Linked DNA regions of Homo sapiens: all the other regions are linked to region 3. Evidence: chromatin loops called from intact Hi-C (ENCODE). Cell type or tissue: dorsolateral prefrontal cortex. All regions are shown on one strand.

What was found. Peaks named below come from ENCODE experiments on the same cell type or tissue, not always from the same donor. Only the 100,000 strongest peaks of a DNase experiment are listed, where the experiment ranks them.
Region 1: a loop joins it to region 3, with 2.5 times the contacts of the local background. A loop is called at or near these places in 4 of 110 quality-filtered maps.
Region 2: a loop joins it to region 3, with 5 times the contacts of the local background. A loop is called at or near these places in 3 of 110 quality-filtered maps.

The regions. Positions count from the first base shown.
Region 1 is chr9:105,963,727-105,966,226 of GRCh38, reverse strand. All of the region lies in intron 2 of LOC107987108 (a long non-coding RNA gene), which reads right to left. Among named protein-coding and RNA genes, the nearest start is that of TMEM38B, 270 kb to the right of the region's middle. In dorsolateral prefrontal cortex, no CTCF peak of the experiment used is centred here; no DNase peak of the experiment used is centred here; H3K27ac peaks cover 1,072 bases.
Region 2 is chr9:105,957,479-105,959,978 of GRCh38, reverse strand. The region is part of intron 2 of LOC107987108 (a long non-coding RNA gene); the gene reads right to left. Among named protein-coding and RNA genes, the nearest start is that of TMEM38B, 260 kb to the right of the region's middle. RefSeq lists an enhancer at 1,638-2,193. In dorsolateral prefrontal cortex, CTCF peaks have their summits at 1,017 and 1,222 (motif pointing left); no DNase peak of the experiment used is centred here.
Region 3 is chr9:106,285,181-106,287,680 of GRCh38, reverse strand. All of the region lies in intron 3 of LOC107987108 (a long non-coding RNA gene), which reads right to left. Among named protein-coding and RNA genes, the nearest start is that of MIR8081, 310 kb to the left of the region's middle. In dorsolateral prefrontal cortex, a CTCF peak has its summit at 1,231; a DNase peak (open chromatin) is centred at 1,199; H3K4me3 peaks cover 1,291 bases; H3K27ac peaks cover 1,525 bases.

The DNA of each region.
Region 1 (2,500 bases), 320 kb after region 3:
ATGGGATTAGACTACAGCCCTGAACTCTCCTTACAACATAGATATCTGGTAGTACTCTTAATTATCTTGGTGTCAAATCCCAGCAAGTCATCTCCCAGCTTTATGGATAACAACCCCAACTAGAAATTTGAAGAGAACATGGTCATTGATACTCAATGGATATTACTACATTCAAAACACAACAAATCCATAAATGTACATACATAGACAACTCATATGTCCAAAAGAAAAAAAAAGATATGTACTGCTAAATCCTCAAAATAGAGCATAATTTTTAAAGAAAGTTTGTTATAAAACAACATTTGGTATTTCCCCTATAAAACTGAGTGGTCTCCATTTAATGAGACATGATTTTTTTTTTTTACAAGATTTACCTTACTCAGGATATGAAGAGTTAATAACTGGGTCCACCAGTTTCATAAGAAAAGAAGTCAGGACTCATGCCAGTTTAACATCATTTCAGGCAGCGTAATAATACCCTTCCCTGTTCTGTGTTCAGGAAAGGGAAAACAGAGACATTGAGAGTGATACTGGAGTCCTTCCTTGTTTTATTTGGCCACAGTTCCTCAGCAGCTATTGTTTCCTGTGTGTTCAAGCACAAGTTGCTATAATCAATGGAAGAAAATGTAAAGACAAAGAGTGGCATGAGAGATAACTAAATTCTACTGAGTGCCTACCGTGTGTCAGGCACAGTTGATTATCTGTTTCAGTTCTTATAGATATCTTGTGAAGTACATTCGCATTCAAATACCCATTTTACAGATGATGAAACTGAAACTCTAACACTTGCCCAGGATGGTATAGCTGGTAGTCGGTGTAATAGCAAATAAACTCAGATCCATCCCATCTGATTCTAAATCCCATGTTCCAGAAGACTATACAGCAATGGTGTTCAAACTGTTCGTCAGTGTTTTAGGGGTTCTGTCAATGTTTCATTTAAACTGTTTTCCTCAAAATACATTTTAAAATATCTTTTAAAAATATAATTTTTAAAAGGTACATTCAGCCGGGCATGGTGGCTCACACCTGTAATCCCAGCACTTTGGGAGGCAAAGGTGGGTGGATCACCTGAGGTCAGGAGTTCTAGACCAGCCTGGCCAACATGGAGAAACCCTGTCTCTACTAAAAAATACAAAAAATTAGCTGAGCGTGGTGGTGGGCACCTGTAATCCCAACTACTCAGAAGGCTGAGGCAGGAGAATCACTTGAACCTGAGAGGCAGAGGTTGCGGTGAGCTAAGATCACACCATTGCACTCCAACCTGGGCAAGATGGGCAGGACTCCATCTCAAAATAAATAAATAAATAAATAAATAAATAAATAAATAAATAAATAAAGACAGACAGACAAAGAAAAAAGGTACATTCAAGTGTCCTGTATTCAATGTTCCTTTTGGAGACTACCAGGATATTAACTTGTTTCCTCACTGACTGTGTAAAATACTGCTTTTACAACATTCAACATTTCATATGTTGAATTTTGCATAGAATTTGCATAGGCTAAAAGACAAGTGTGAAAATCCTTGCTCTAGGGCATGCATTCTCAGTAGGGGCCAATATAACTACCAAGGGGATGAAATTTGGTTCTTGAAGGCCAAAAACCTTAGATATTATCATGGTTTGCTCCCTGCTTCCCAAAGGTCATAGTACATAAAGAGGTATCCAGTATTTCTGTGGGATTAAAATTTCACAGGGGAGGGGATTAGCAAAAAAAATGTCTTAAAAGGCTGTTTATGAGGGAGATAATGAAAAAAAGGTTGAGAAACACTGCTCTAGAGTATTAAGAATTTCAGGGAATTTGAAACAGAGAAGAAGGATAGCTTGGTCCTCACTAGGCCTGAGCAGCCCACCTACTTGCATTATAATCCTTTGGGGAGTTCTCCTTGGATGCTGTCCATTGTTAACAAGCCTGGCTTGTTTGGAACCTTAGAATTTTCTATCTGTAAAATGGTTTTACAAGCTCCAATCCTTCTGTTTCTGAGATGAGATTTAGCAACCTGAGCCAGGCCCCTCATCATATAGAAGGAAAAAGTGAGGTCTGGAAAAGCAAAGCATTTGCCCAAGGACATAGAACTGTTGGTGCCAATTGAAACTTAAACCTAGAACAGTACCTTACATAGGGTAGGTGCTCAAAAAGTCTTTTGTCAGATGAGTGAGTAAAGGGACAAATGACTTCAATTTAACCAGGAGATTTAACTGGGAAGATCGGATATAAGAATATTTTAAACCAACTCTATGCCACTAACTGACAGGGAGAAAGAGGGGAAAAAGAAAACCACTGACTAAATAAATTTCCCCAGTGGTTAGGCCTCTAGGAGTCACGTCACACATCATAGCCCCAGCTGAAACAGAACAGTACTGGGAGACAATGCAAGTGAGTTCTTCCTCTGGCTGACCCAACCACAGATCTTTCCTTTGTTTGTTTGTTTTCCTTTCTTTAAAGCTCTTACAATACTCCTAGCATAGTACCATCTGCTGAAGCGGGATGAACAGGTACCTTT
Region 2 (2,500 bases), 330 kb after region 3:
TCAGCAAAAATCTTGGCATGTTGTATACAACCCAGTGCTGGGGTGATGCATAGCAAGTAAAGAATAATAACGGTGATTATTTGCTATAAATAAACTCTCAACCTCATTAGTGAATGTTCACTTGCAGACATTTACTCGCATCAAAATGATTTCCTTATGTTACAAGCCACCCCTCAAAGTTTCCTTCTCTACAACTACGCTCCAGCTCCAGAAATCACAACTCAAATTTTATGGTGCTCAGTCATGCTGAGATGTCTCAAGAGACACAAAAACAACACTGGAGTTACAAGTTAATTCTTCCTGCTGGGTTAATAATTAGGTAAAACCAGTTTGAGGCAAAGGGAAATCAGTGTGTGTGGAGTTCAGAATGAATTAGTGGGGAAAGAGGCAAAATAAGGAATTACAGAGTAGGAATATAACTGCCTCTCCTCTTCTGAAGTGGTGCACTGGGCGGGAAAGGGGAGAGGACAAGGAGAGCCATTCTGGAGCCTGAAGTTATAATCAGCAAAGAATCCCTAAACTCAGAATCAGATCCTTGTCTGTGAGGAGGCTTTTTAGTTAATCAACATGAATAACACTTCTGTTTATTGGTGAGACAAAGACTTAAAACTTGATAAATTATAAAATGTCTCTCCTCTTAGCACTTCTGCTGGCAGCCTGGCTCATGTTAACTTTTATTTTATACCAAAGCATCCTCCCATTAACTCAGCATTTTCCCTCAAATTTGTATAGCAAAGAGAAACTCCACATCTCATCTATTCATTTTGTTAGGATGTCTGCAACACCCAGTCAATATGCACCAATCAATATGCACACTACCCATAATGCCAACTGACAACCCTGGGAAACACATGAATAAGGAAAAGAGAAGCTGACAATTTCCCTGCTCATTGGCACAAAAATGCACTGCCATATTTTATGTCTTTCAATAGAGAGGTACGTGGGTGAGGCCATAAATGGCCCATGACTTTGTTACTAGGAAAGAAACCAGTGGAGGTGGGAATATTCCATGTATTTGGACAAAACTGTATCAATGTTACTAGAAATAAAGACGCTCTCATCCATTGTACTCCCCTGTAGAGACCTGGACATATACCCAAAAGCATTTAGTGTAGTTAAGTCTCAAATATACCGAAGCCAAGATTAAGTTTTAAACGACTAAAATGACACAGCTTTGTTGATCATGCTACTGGTGCCACCTACAGCCTATTAACTTGTGAGGTCAGCACTCAAGTGTTCACACAACTCTGAGCTTTTTACTCTGCTTTCTACAAGGAGAGCTCCTGATCTCATCCAAATAATACAAGCCTTTTCCATCCATCCCTTTCCCTAGGACTTGAAAATCTTAGCATAGGCTGGGCACAGTGGCTCACATCTGTAATCCCAGCTTTTTGGGAGGCTGAGGCGAGTGGATCACCTAAGGTCAGGAGTTCAAGACTAGCCTGGCCAATATGGTGAAACCCCATATCTACTAAAAATACAAAAATTTTCTGGGCATGGTGGTGCACACCTGTAATCCCAGCTGCTTGGGAGGTTGAGGCAGGAGAACCACTTGAACCTGGGAGGTGGAGGTTGCAGTGAGCCGAGATTGCACCATTGCACTCCAACCTGGGCAACAAGAGCAAAACTCCATCTCAAAAAAAAAAAAAAAAAAAAAGAAAGAAAAGAAGAAAAAGAAAAAAAAAACAAAATCTTAGTGCAAGGAATTAAGGAATCACAAAAGTCCCAATTGCAGAGAGAAAATTAAATGGGCTTGAAGTCAGATGAGCTGTTTGAACTTCAAAATTGCCCTTACTAACTGTGTGCTATAGTTTGGATAATGTTTGTCCCTCAAACCTCATGATGAAATCTGATCCCCAGTACTGGAATGGGGCCTAATGGGAGGTGTTTGGGTCACATACCTCATGAATGGCTTGGTGCTGTTTTCATGGTAATGAGTGAGTCCTCACTCTATTAGTTCCCACAGAAGCTGGTTGTTAAAAAGAGCCTGTTACCTCCCCTTCTCTTGCTTCCTCTTTCACCAGGTGATCTCTGCACACACTGACTCCCCTTTGCCTTAGGCCACGAGAGGAAGCAGCCTGAAACCCTCACCAGAAGCCAATGCCAGTACTATGCTTCTTGCACCATCTGCAGAACCATAAACCAAATAAACCTCTTTTCTTTATGAATTACCCAGCCATGGATATTCCTTAATAGCAACAACAACAACAAAAAATGGACTCACACTGTGGGACCTTGGGCAAATTACCAAAGTAACTTGGGTAAAGTTACTCTATTTTCACTTATAAAATAGGAATAATGATATCTGCTTTCCAGGGTTGCTGTAAGGATTAGAGAAATACATGTTAAGTGTCTAACATATAATAAGGCTCAATAAGTAAGTTATATTTTTCTGGAAAGACAAGTCATATGAGCTTGACATATAATTTCTCCAGCCTTGCTCTCTGCTCTTCCCTATGTTTTGATCATCTCAGGACCATAGGAAAGGCCAGGATCCAGA
Region 3 (2,500 bases):
TGGGGTGACTGAAGAACAAGGTCCAGCTGCCAATGGGTGTTTTCCCTAGGGTTTCTGAATCAGCCACATGCCCTAACCTTGAGGACAACATTGTTTATTCCTGGTGGAAAGATAAGCCAGCCAGCCCCGGCCCCACCCCCCAAGCAAAGCAGAGTGGGCATTGCCGGTGAACAAAGAAAGAGTGCTGTACAGCAACAAGCATTTGGTTTTGATTAGAGGATATTCAGGGACTGTGCAAGTTCTATTAAAATAAGCACAAAACCATTTTAAAGGGCTTTTTCTTTTCTTTCTCTTTCCCCCCTCGGTTTATATTGTTAATCTTTCTTCCTGGACGGCTCCTCACAAATGCCTTTTGTTTTCTTGTGTGATTCTACGTGCCAGGACTCTAAGAAGGGAAGACGAGGTCCTGTTCTGGCATGCTTTCAAGTCTCTTCCATAGGAGATGAAGGCTTGTTGCTGTGCCTTCAAGGGTATAAATTTAGAGGCCGCCAAACCGTCCGGAGGTAATTCAAATGCTGGTAAATGTTGGAATCCACCCTGGCCCCTGCTCATGTGAATACCCTGGCACTAACCCCACTCAGAGGAAACGAAACCAATTTGGGAAAGCGAAGAGAGAATAAACATGCAATTAAAATGGCCACTTCTCCTGGTTTCTTCCTTTAGTTCTTTTTTTAACACTGCATCCCATTCTATAATCTGATGATGAAATGGGCCTGGTTAATTATAACAACATACAAAAGATCGCTGTCTTTTCCCCACAGTGACTATGCTAGCTTTGAATTTCTTTTTTTTTTTTTTTTTTTTTTTTTTTTTTTGGTGAGGGGTATGAGCAAGGGGGAGAGAGGTGGATAAACTTCAAGTAAAGCCGTCATTTTGGAAGAGCCACTATTTTTATACTGTTTGCAAACCCTTCACCAGAGTGAACATTACAGAAACGGCACTTCCCTTTCCATTTATCTATCTTCCTCCTTTATACATAGATAGACAAATAAAAATGAATCTTTCCAGAGGCAGCATGCATGCCACTTCTATATATTCTTCAGATGGCTTATTTTTATTCAGCTTAAAGCATAACCTATCATTTTTATTCAAGATTCCATCCAGCCTCTCTCTCTCTCTCCAAGCAAGTCTTCAAGAAGCCCTGCTGCCCTGCTTTGTTCCAGAGACTCTGCTAAAGGCCAAAAGATGGAGATAGCACACCCATCTGGTTTGTTTTCACATCCTCAGAGAAGGGGTTGAGAGAGCCCCCTCCAGTGGAAGGAACAAGGTGGTTGGGAATCAGCATTACCAATCTTCTCTTTGTTTGTTTGTGATTAGCTTCTTGTGCTCATCTCAGAAAGACTCTCAATATCCATGGGGAAATAATACCACAAAAGGAAGCTCACCCAGCAAATGGGAGAATGGTTGTCAGTACTTTGAAATCCTTACACTGAAAGATTCAATTTTGGTGTCAAAAAAAAATAAGCATCTCACTTCTCCCTTCATCCTTTTTTCCTATTCCCCTTTCCCCCTCTACTTAATTCTACACAGTGTGTGAATTTTATATGCATCAACCTGAAAGCATCTGCTAGAAAATAACAGCCAACCTGTATATGAAATAGGAATAGATTCCGTGTCAGAGCAAAATTAAGACCTTGACTCCTCATCGTTTTCATAATCTTAACATCATGTTTGGTGAATAAATACCACAGGAATACGAAATAGCAGTTGAGGAAAAAAATGAATATTGAAATTTTTAAAATGGCCAGTGTCCAAAATAGTAATATTCACAGGGAAGTGTTTTGACATCTGAGATCACCTCCATTTTCTTTACAGCTGAGCATGCTTGATTTGGTAGGACTGATTTGAACAGACACATTATTACAATGGATTTCAAATGGCTCTCCTCTTTTTTACCCCCTCAATTTCTACAATTACCCATCACTCCAATTTCAGAAGAAAAGCTTAAAGCACAAAATTTAAAGTCAGATGATCTGGGGCTAGAATCCTTGTTTTGTCACTCTCCAAATGAGTAGATTTGGGAACCTGAATTAATCATTCTGAGCTTCGGTTGACAGCTATAAAGTTGGGGAAAACTAACAGACCCATTCTTACAGAGTAGTAGTCAGTGTTTAATAATAATATATATTTTTAGATGACTTATAAAGTCATGATAATTATTATAGCTAATACTTATTGCACACTTAAAAATGTATCACTCATAGTTTTGACAGTTTCACACATATTAGCTTATTCACTATGAGATAGGGTTATTGGGAAAATTAAATAAGTTAATTCATGTAAATGAAGTAATACATTTAGGCCTAGCACATGGTAATGGAATTATTATTAGGCCTTTTACACAGATGAGGAAACTGAGGCAAAGGGAGGTTAAGTGACTTACTCAATATTTCAGATTTAGGAAACAGAAGAACCAATATTCTAACAGACCAGGCTGGCCCCAAAGCCTATAATTGTAATCACTGTACTATATGTTCAAGCTCTTTGAGCTCTTTATAAA